Linked DNA regions of Homo sapiens: region 2 is linked to region 1. A link is a contact called in ENCODE Hi-C or POLR2A ChIA-PET data. All regions are on one chromosome and are shown on one strand. Each heading gives the region's core, a stretch centred on a gene start or an enhancer-like site at or near the end of the contact. The rest is flanking DNA. Distances are from core to core; before and after follow the strand shown.

What was found. A loop is a pair of places that touch in the nucleus more often than their neighbours do. ChIA-PET counts read pairs that join two places held with the same protein, here RNA polymerase II (POLR2A). Pooled maps may share reads with other maps.
Region 2: a loop to region 1 is called in a map of dorsolateral prefrontal cortex, with 4 times the contacts of the local background. The contact joins the promoter of FEZ1 here to the enhancer-like site in region 1. A Hi-C loop is called at or near these places in 8 of 168 maps with a recorded cell type or tissue (Right ventricle myocardium inferior, aorta, ascending aorta and 3 more) and 9 of 50 pooled maps. POLR2A ChIA-PET finds 5 or more read pairs at or near these places in 5 of 52 experiments (HEK293, OCI-LY7, T-cell and 1 more).

What each region holds. Positions count from the first base shown.
Region 1 is chr11:125,449,224-125,454,134 of GRCh38, forward strand. It overlaps FEZ1 (fasciculation and elongation protein zeta 1), which reads right to left. Exons shown (of 10, transcript NM_005103.5): 7 at 4,907-4,911; 8 at 3,111-3,186. Among named protein-coding and RNA genes, the nearest start is that of FEZ1, 45 kb to the right of the region's middle. RefSeq lists a silencer at 410-704 and an enhancer at 2,189-2,308. Within about 2 kb of position 2,333, at least 13 of the 41 ENCODE cell types and tissues checked have a DNase peak (open chromatin) inside an H3K27ac peak, as active enhancers do; they include ascending aorta and dorsolateral prefrontal cortex, where a contact is called at or near this core.
Region 2 is chr11:125,493,746-125,498,438 of GRCh38, forward strand. FEZ1 (fasciculation and elongation protein zeta 1) reads right to left here and starts at 2,520. Exons shown (of 10, transcript NM_005103.5): 1 at 2,376-2,520. It overlaps LOC403312 (putative uncharacterized protein MGC39545), which reads left to right and starts at 1,469. Exons shown (of 2, transcript NR_164146.1): 1 at 1,469-1,870; 2 at 2,763-4,693. RefSeq lists enhancers at 572-1,075, 1,578-2,081, 2,082-2,583 and a silencer at 2,458-2,707.

The DNA.
Region 1 (4,911 bases), core at 1,083-3,582:
TTAGTAAAGATGAGGTTTTGCCATGTTGCCCAGGCTGGTCTTGAACTCCTGGGCTCAAGCAATCTTCCCCACTTGGCCTCCCAAAGTGACCTGTGATCATGCCACTGCACTCCAACCTGGGCAACAGAGTGAGACTCTGTCTCAAAAACAAGAAAAAGACCATCCTGGACAACATAGCAAGACTTTGTCTCTATAAAAAAAAAAAAAAAAAAAAAAAAAAGAAGAAGAGGAAGAAAAGAAAAATAAGAGAGAGCTATATGTACAAGACATAGTTATCAGTGAAGAAAGGTTACAGAACATTTATTAACTTTATAATTAAATGCTAATGTTCATAGAAAAAAAATCTAGAACAATAATACATGAAACTGTTAAGTAGTTATCTCTGAGTGTAAGACAATAGGGGATGTTCTTTTCTATGCTGCATTTCTGTGGGGTCTGGCTTTTCTCAATGAGCATGTATTACTTTTGTAAGCCAAGAAAACACTAAAGATCAACTGGCACTGATAGCTAGGGTCAGAAGGCAGCTGCAACAGTGGGATTGCCACTTCATTTCGATATCCTTGTCCTCCTTTGATTGATTACCTTGACTAGTTTCAAGACAGGGTAATGAAACTTGAATCCAAGAATTAGGAGTGAGTGAGGAAGAAAATCCAATGGTGGCGTGAGTCAGCAGCCAGGTCCAGAAAAAGAGACTCAACCTGAGGCCATTGAGGGGTTGGTTTGTTTCTGTTTTATTTCTTCTGTATCTTTAGACATGTATTCATCTCAGCTTAAGTGGATTCTAGGGGGTCCTGGTTTCTTCTGGGTTTTTTTTTTTTTTTGAGACGGAGTTTCACTCTTGTCATCCAGGCTGGAGTGCAGTGGTGCGATCTCAGCTCACTGCAACCTCCGCCTCCCGGGTTCAAGCGATTCTCCTGCCTCAGCCTCCCAAGTAGCTGGGATTACAGGCGTGCACCACCACATCTGGCTAATTTTTTGTATTTTTAGTAGAGATGGGGGTTTCACCATGTTGGCCAGGCTGGTCTCAAACTCCTGACCTCAGGTGATCCACCCGCCTCGGCCTCCCAAAGTGCTGGGATTACAGGCGTGAGCCACCATACTCGGCCTGTTTTATTTTTTTCTGCATTTTTAGACATGCCTTCATTTCAGCTTAGTTGTCAAGAACACTTTGCAACTGAGCATAAGCAGACTAAATGCCACACCACGAAGATCACGTAAAAATACAATAATTGCTCTTGCCAATACGTATCTAAATTAATCTCCAAAATCTAAAATTTACAAGGATTGGCTAGTCGCAGGAGCTGGTCTTTGGCCTATGTACTTAGTTCAAAGAGTAGAAGAGAGAAGAGGCATTGTTCACAAATTCATATGAGGATCTGCCAAAAAAGAGAGGCTTCATAACCTACAGGAGAATTGGTATTCAGAAAAGATGGCAGGTTTTTTTTCTAAAAGCAATAAAATGTTGGAAGGTAGTATATCCACATGATAGAAGAGATAGCCATAAAAAGAACATTAACAAAGTGTTAACTAATGTGACTAAAATCATGACACAAAATTTTACAGCCAGTATAATCTCAACTATATAGAAAAGATACAAAATATTAAGTCTGAAAAGCACCAAAATGGTAACCATAGTGGAGTAGACAATGAGTTATTTATTTTTCTTTGTTTGCTTTTCCTTATTTCCAAAGTAGTCTAAATGATGGATATACTCTAGCTATAATTTTTTTAATGAACTTAAAAAATGTAAACAAAACCACTCAAAATAGAAAAAAGTCTGTTTCTTAATTAAAATGAAAAGATTTCACACTGAATTCCTGAATGGGTATCTGCAACAAATTAATAGCTATTTATTTTTTTGAGCTATGATAGAATACTTTACATATATCAACCTTCATAATTTGTCCAAATTACTTTCCAAATGTAACTTGTGTGAAAACACAAACATCTATAAATGTCAGTTCATCTCTATTTTCTCCCTTAAAAAAAAAGAAACTTAGTGCATATTTATGCAAATAAAGGAGTTTACAATGAGTTAAGGACAAGTCACTGTACTTTGATTTTAAAATTCCTGATTCTCAAGGACACAGTGTCTATTGATGCAGGCATGATGTAGGCAGGATTTCTGTTTGCCAGAACCTCCTGCTTTCACTCTCCAAATTGACAAAAAATGAAACGTTTGGTCACCTTCAGCACCAGGCCCCAGCAGGTATCCATCCTCCTCAGCTGAACAGAAGCTCAACTTCCCCTCTCCTTGGGTATCCAGTAGCCCCGCACTGGCCCCTTCCCTCCAGAACAGGCTGCAGTGGGCGGGGCCTCGTTAGCTGTCACTCTCTGCAGGGCACGGTTGCCAAGGAAATGGAATTTCCCTCGTGATCCTCTGGGCCTGTCACCACATCTCAGCCTAGGATTTTTCTCGTCCTAAGAGGGCCAAGCTGACACTGATGGCTAACACCATGTGCCCCCCAGCCCTTTGGGGGTCGTACTGTTTGATGTATATAAACAGTTACTGTCTACAAAAGGCTCTTTGTTACACACTGTTTTCCCTCATAGTTCAGAATGTTTATTAATATTTGACAATAGAGCAAAGTGGAGGAGAGGAGGCAGTCACTTCCTGGAAGGAAAGCTGGACTCTATTTTTTCCAGTCAGCCTTACCCCACCCAAGAAACCTTGCTTCTCATTAAAAATACAGCCAGACCCAGAGACCAGGCGCCCTGCTTCAAGGGGCACAAGTGCCGACCAGGCAACCTCAAGTTGCAGGGAGAGAGAGAACAGGGAGGCAGAGGATGCCAAGCCTTGGGAACTGCAGGGGAAAACAAAAAGTCCCCTGCACCAGCACCCCAACCTCTTTCACCAGCTCATTTTTTTTTCCCCCAGCAGGCCTCTTCCCTTATGGGAACCAGGAGAAAGAAAAAACAGCTCTGGTTATCACTGCAGAGTATTTTAATTTTACACTGTGCGGGAGGATGTGACGCAGTAATTTGGAGGGTATTTTGGCCCATGTAAACCTGCTTTGAGGAGTCTCGGGCCTGCGGCACGGAGGTACAACGTACAGGCAGGAAGGGAGAAAAAGGAGCCACTGATCTGGCTGAGAACAAGAGGAACTCACTGTTTGTCAGCATCTGCAGGTCTTCCACTGAGGGAGGAGAGGCTTTCTTCTCGTAAGGAATGACTGTGTTCAGATACTGCAAGACAAACAGCATGCAGGGGGCTTGAGACAGAAGACATGCTTCCTCTGGGTTGAGATTTAGCCTTTCTCTAAGACACACACTGCAAATCTGACCTTCTCTGAAACATTCATGGTCACTGGTACGTCACTGTTTCAGAACTTCTTACCCCTCTTTAGGGAATGTCTCTTTAAAAGTAAGACTTTCCCACATTTCTCTCCATCCCAACTTCTAGATTCTTCCTACACTACAAACTTCTCTGTTATTTAGGAATCCTGGGGAGCTTTTTCTCCTTTAGACTGAAAGCAGAGAATAAATCCAAGGGGATTATATTTTCTTATTCTTTGCAGTGCAATTTGAGAAGGAATTGTTTGTCTTTTGTCAAAAAAGATATGCAAGAGAACCTCAACCCCGCCCAGGGTCTCTGATGTCAGATTTGCTCCCTCTGCTGGATGTCAGGTGCTCCTACAACAAAACCAGCATCAGGGCCTAGTGGGCTGTCAAAGGAGTCTCAAGGAAGCCTGAGGTGGTGAGTGCCAGAGCTCTAGATCAAAGCTAAGAAGCTCACTTTTTTTTTTTTTTTTGAGACAGAGTCTCGCTCTGTCACCCAAGCTGGAGTGCAGTGGCTTGATCTCGGCTCACTGCAACCTCCACCTCCCGGGTTTAAGCGATTCTCCTGCCTCAGCCTCCCAAGTAGCTGGGATTACAGGTGCCTGCCACCACACCTGGCTAGTTTTGTATTTTTAGTAGAGATGAGGTTTCACCATGTTGGCCAGGCTGGTCTCGAATTCCTGACTTTGGGTGATTTGCCCACCTCGGCCTCCCAAAGTGCTGGGATTACAGGCGTGAGCCACCGCGCCCGGCCAGAAGCTCACATTTTAGTCTTGGCTTTGCCACTGACAGTGTGTGTGGCTTTGGAAAAATGCCTTGAATCTCCAGGCCATAGTTCTCACTGCCATAAAACAAGAGGACTGGGATCGATGCTGCTAAAATCTCTTCCCCTTCTCTAGACTCTCTAGAATTCTAGAGTTCTAGAATTCTAGCACTTAGAATTCAGCTACAAATATGTTTAAAACATATACACTTTCATGTACACTCATTCCACCATCTCAAACTTTCTGTTCACGTGCCAGCCATGTCTATTAGATTATACACTCCATGAGGACAGGGGTCAGGACTTTTCACCTTTGCACCTGAGGGCTTAACAACAGAGCTTAGCACATAGCAGGCGCTTGATAAAAGTTGTGAATGCTGTCTTAATAACCAGAAATGCAAGCTATGTCACAGGGAAATTACTGAGCCAACAAAAAGCCACAGCATGGGTTCCAACCAGAGCTGGGAAGCTGCAGAGGCAGTCTTAGTGGGAATGGCTTGGCAGGTGATCCAGTGTGGTGGAAAGTTAACTAAACTCTAGGATGGGATCTATCATCAAATGGACTCCCTCTTAATGCATTTCATCCTTAAAACAACTTAATTCTTAGACCTACAAGCAGTGTTGAGTTTTAAGTCTTGCCCATGTCCTAGAACACTAGAGCTCAAAAAAAAAAAAAAAAAAAAAGTTTGCCTTTTAAAAAGATATTCTCTGTTCCTCCTTAAGAGGAGAAAAAAGTGTTAGGACCCCTAACCCCCTAAATAAATGCTGGGATAATTCTGGTGAGTCACTGTCCCCCTGCGTTGCTGGGGAGGCCAAGCTGCAGGAGTCTAGGAAGAGAGCTTGGAGCAGGGAGACTACGCGTACCTGTT
Region 2 (4,693 bases), core at 1,270-3,769, 45 kb after region 1:
GAAAGCCAATCCGATAGTGTTGCAGGTATTTACACTGCCTTTAAATTTGTACTTTTCTCTGGGAATGACAGGGGAGAAGCAGATGGTGACACCAGTGGGGTTTCTGATTTGAAATGACACAGTCTATATGATTAACCAGCAACAAGAGGCCAATCCAACCAGAATCTAGGACTAAGACTGAGTTTTGAGTGTTGGCAACAGGAAGAGTGTGCTGAAAGCACTCTGCCCAGGCAGAGTGTAGAGAAAATGGATTCATCTAGAAAATTATAAAAGACGAAATGAATATCACAGCTCTAGGGTTCAGACACATGCTCATTTGAAACAGTCCATAATATAGACTGATTGTTTTTTGTCAACTCATTATCCAAGAGCCAAGAAGTGCTGCATGAATGACCATCTGGAGATGAAGTTAAAGTGAAAGCCAGTGCTGGGAAACTAGTCACTCAACACCCAAACTGAATCCAGCATTTGTGGAAAGACCTCAGGCTGTGGCACAGATGAGAGTCAGGCGTTCTGACTGGCCCCACTATAGCCTCCAGGAGGGCTCTGTGGATTGGGGTTGGCAGCACTTCCTTAGATGGTGACCCTGCCTTCCTTCCTTTAGCCCACTTTCTTTCGCCCTCCTCTCTTCACGGAGTGCTTTCATCCTTCAACTAAAATGTCTGAAACAACCTTATTTTCCATCCTGGCAAGCTTGCACCATCCTCATTCATAGCTCATCTGGGAGCCTTCTTTTCCTTAAAGTAGGATTAATACAAGCGATAGCTTATTCCCTTTAGACTTCCAAGATCAAAAATAAATACGTACATACATGAAAATGGCAGAAAGAAGGAACCATGGGAGGGTCGCCTTTTCTTTTTCTCTTTACCACAGAACAGAGCGCAGGACTATAGTCTGATTGTCCTACAATCTATTCCATTTATTTTCACTCCCAATAGATGGTGTAATTTGGAAAAGAAAAGACACTCACGGGGCTTAACAGAGACCCAGTAGGAAACGCATAAACGTCTCCCTGCAGCACAATGATGCACTCGCTGCATCTCGGGGCTGCGGTACAAATGCTCAGTCCCTGCTTTGCTGAGCTGACCCGAGTGGAGCGGAGCGGTGGAGATTTCACCACGCTAACCCCGCTGGGCCTCGGCACCTCCACACAAGCCCCATTCCATCTCCTTCTTCCCATCACTTGGTCCATAGATCAACTGATTCCGTGCCTCGTCCCCCATATCCGTCCCTAAAACCTACCCTGCACTGATCCACCTTCAGATTTCCCACTGCTCCTCCGCAGAACCCACCCAGTGTGCATGTTTGTGCACATTTTGACAGAAAAAGTATTTCGTTGCATATGGATCAGCAACCCCTTCGCGGTTCTGCTTGCTCCCCTCCCCCTCCTCCCGCTGCTCCATTCACCTCCATCTCAGATCCCCCTCCTCCCCCCAGTCCGGTGGGGTAAAGAAAGCCTCCTCCAGGCAGCACAATGGCTGGCACTCTGAGGAAGCCGGACTCATCCCGTGCAGGCCGCATACACACTCCACTGCCCTTCCGGCCAAACAAGCCCGGACACGGGAGAGGGATGAGAGTCGGGGATGCCTAGCGGCGAGGAGAGAAGGGATAGGCAAAAGGGAAGAAGAGCGGGCTGTGATACCTCCTCGACGCCGTCAAACACTGCTCCCCGCATTCCAGAGCCCGGGGCCCACCCGACGGCAGCGCGCCCCGCCACCGCGCAGCCGCCCCGGTCCCTTCTCCCGCCCGTCTGTAGTAAAACAATCGCTCTCCCGGCGTCTGCGGCCGCTGCCAGCGGTTCTGACACTGCAGGAATGCGCGGTCTGGGGAAGGCTCCGCACTCTGGGGAGGGGCACGAGCGGGGTCGGGGGTAAGTTTTTAGGGACAAAGATGATCTTGGGGCGTTTACGGTGACTGGACCAGATAACGGTCCCGGGACGAGGTACCGACCCACTGCCCCAGCGCGATCGGGCGGCGTTCCCTTCTTCCCCCAGCCCCCATACCTCGCCGCCCTGCCTTCACACGCGCGCACACACGCGGGCACACACACGCGGACACACACACACACACACACACACACACACACACACCAGGCCTGGCTGGAGGGCCGATGCTGAGATGATACTGGAAGTGCCCATCATCCCACATCTCCAGGGCCTGGCGCGGCGTCCCAGCTGCGCTCCCTGAAGGGCTGGGCAGGAAGGCGACGGCCTCCCGTTGTTCCTTTCTAATCCCAGAATGGGACCAGGTGAGGGGAGCTGCGGCGACCCCAGACCGTCCTGTCAGAGAATCCCGGGGCCTCCTTACCACCCCCACCAGACCCCACCCCCAGCAGTGAGTCGGGTCCTAACTAAAGTCAACCCCCGCGACGGCACCTGTGCGGGTCCTGGCGGAGGGAGGCGGATCCCGGGGCTCAGCCGGACACCCCCATCCACGGGCCGCGGGAGCGGCCGGAGCGCAGCGCAGCGCAGCGGAGAGCCAGCCAGCCAGCCAGCCAGCGAGCGCTCCCCGCGCAGCTCCGGCGGCGCCCGGCTCCGCTCCCGCCTCCACCCCACCCCTTCCCCGCGCTCGTGCCCGGGCTCCGGGGGCGCGCCCGCGCTCGGGCACCCACCCAACTGGCACGCGCGGGAGCTGGACGTCATCCCCTCGTTAACATTCATAGCCTTCCTCCGAGCACGTGGGCTTGCCTTTATTAATATTTATGCATTTCTGTTTCTCTCCTCTTTAACATTGGCCTTTCTGCTTCCCTCATGAATATTCAGAAACTCCAAGATGAAAGCGTGCAATAACTACCAATATGGATACCTCGCAAAGCCTGACACTAGTTTCTGGATAAAATGCAGGCGATGGCTGCTGGCGGATGCCGGCAGACACACTCAAAGACCCTTTTGGACTTTCCGAGTTTCCCATTCTCCTCTACTGGAGGCTGAGGCGGGCAGGCCCAGCGACGTCTCCCAGCTCCAACTGGGTTCGGACCTCAAGCCAAAAATGAGGAGGCCGGCAGGAGAGCTTTTCTCGCCCAAAGATGCTGGGTGGGAGCTGGATCCAGCTGAAAAATCTGAGTGAGAAGGTTTCAGGCCCAGGAGGACTTGAGATAATACAGGAAAATTCAAGAGGCTGAAATGAGAAGGGTCCCTGGAGTCTTGTGAAAAATTATTAATTTATCTTGTCTACTGTGCATAGGCCTGTGCTTATAGAAGTTGTCAATAAAAAATCTAATAATTCACGAATACACACAACTAAGAGCACAAGAACTGTAATTATCGAAGGAAGGCACTGGAAAAAGCATGTCGGCTTGGAGAACCCCAAGTACTTTTGTCTGATGGCAAAGTACCTCTGGGCTGAACTGAGGACTTCAACTGGAAGGGGCAGGGAGCGTCTCTTTTGCTCGTTTATGCATTCATTCCACAGACATTTCAACCATGAGAAGGATGGAAACAGGAATAATGTCCCAATGAGATGAGAAGAAGCGTTGGCCTATTTGCCTTTGTGGGAGCAATAGACAGAGGATGTCTTCCTGTAAGAAATCATAAGGCCAGGCACGGTGGCTCACACCTATAATCCCAACATGTTGGAAAGCTGAGGCAGGAGGATCACTTGAGGCCAGGAGTTCAAGACCAGCCTAGGCAACATAGTGAGACCCCATCTCTATAAAAAAAAAAAAATTAGCCAGGCATGGTGGGCCCATCCTGGTAGCCCATCCTGGTAGCCCCAGCTACACTGGAGGATGAGGTGGGAGGATCGCTTGAGCCCAAGAGGTTGAAGCTGCACTCCAGCCTGGGCGACAGCAAGACCTTGTCTCAAAAGTAAATAAATAAATAAATAAATCACAAAGAGTAGCTGGTTAAAAGATCCCTAGATCTCCTTTCTTGGGATCATGCCCAGTTTTGTGACCTTGGGTTAGTTAACTTCCCTGTGGCTCATTTCCTCATCTGTAAAATGAAGAAAATAATAGTGCCCGCCGGGCGCGGTGGCTCACGCCTGTAATCCCAGCACTTTGGGAGGCCGAGGCGGGCGGATCACGAGGTCAGGAGATCGAGACCATCCTGGCTAACACGGTGAAACCCCATCTCCACCAAAAATACAAAAAATCAGCTGTGCGTGGTGGCGGGCGCCTGTAGTCCCAATTACTCGGGAGGCTGAGAATGGCGTGCACCCAGGAGGCGGAGCTTGGAGTGAGCCGAGATTGCGCCACTGCACTCCAGCCTGGGTGACAGAGCGAGACTCCGACTCAAAAAAAAAAAAAAGAAAGAAAATAATAGTGCCCCACTCTATTGTGGCCTGTTGTGGGATTAAAGGAGTGAATATGAGTAAAGTACTTCCAGGTTTATTAGAAGGCACTATATGTATGTATGTGTGTATATATATACACACACACATATATATGTCATATATATGTCTCATATAGATGTCCCATATATACGTCTCATATAGATGTCCCATATATATGTCTCATATAGATGTCCCATATATGTCTCATATAGATGTCCCACATATATGTCTCATATAGATGTCCCACATATATGTCTCATATAGATGTCCCACATGTATGTCTCATATAGATGTCCCACATGTATGTCTCATATAGATGTCCCACATGTATGTCTCATATAGATGTCCCACATGTATGTCTCATATAGATGTCCCACATGTATGTCTCATATAGATGTCCCACATGTATGTCTCATATAGA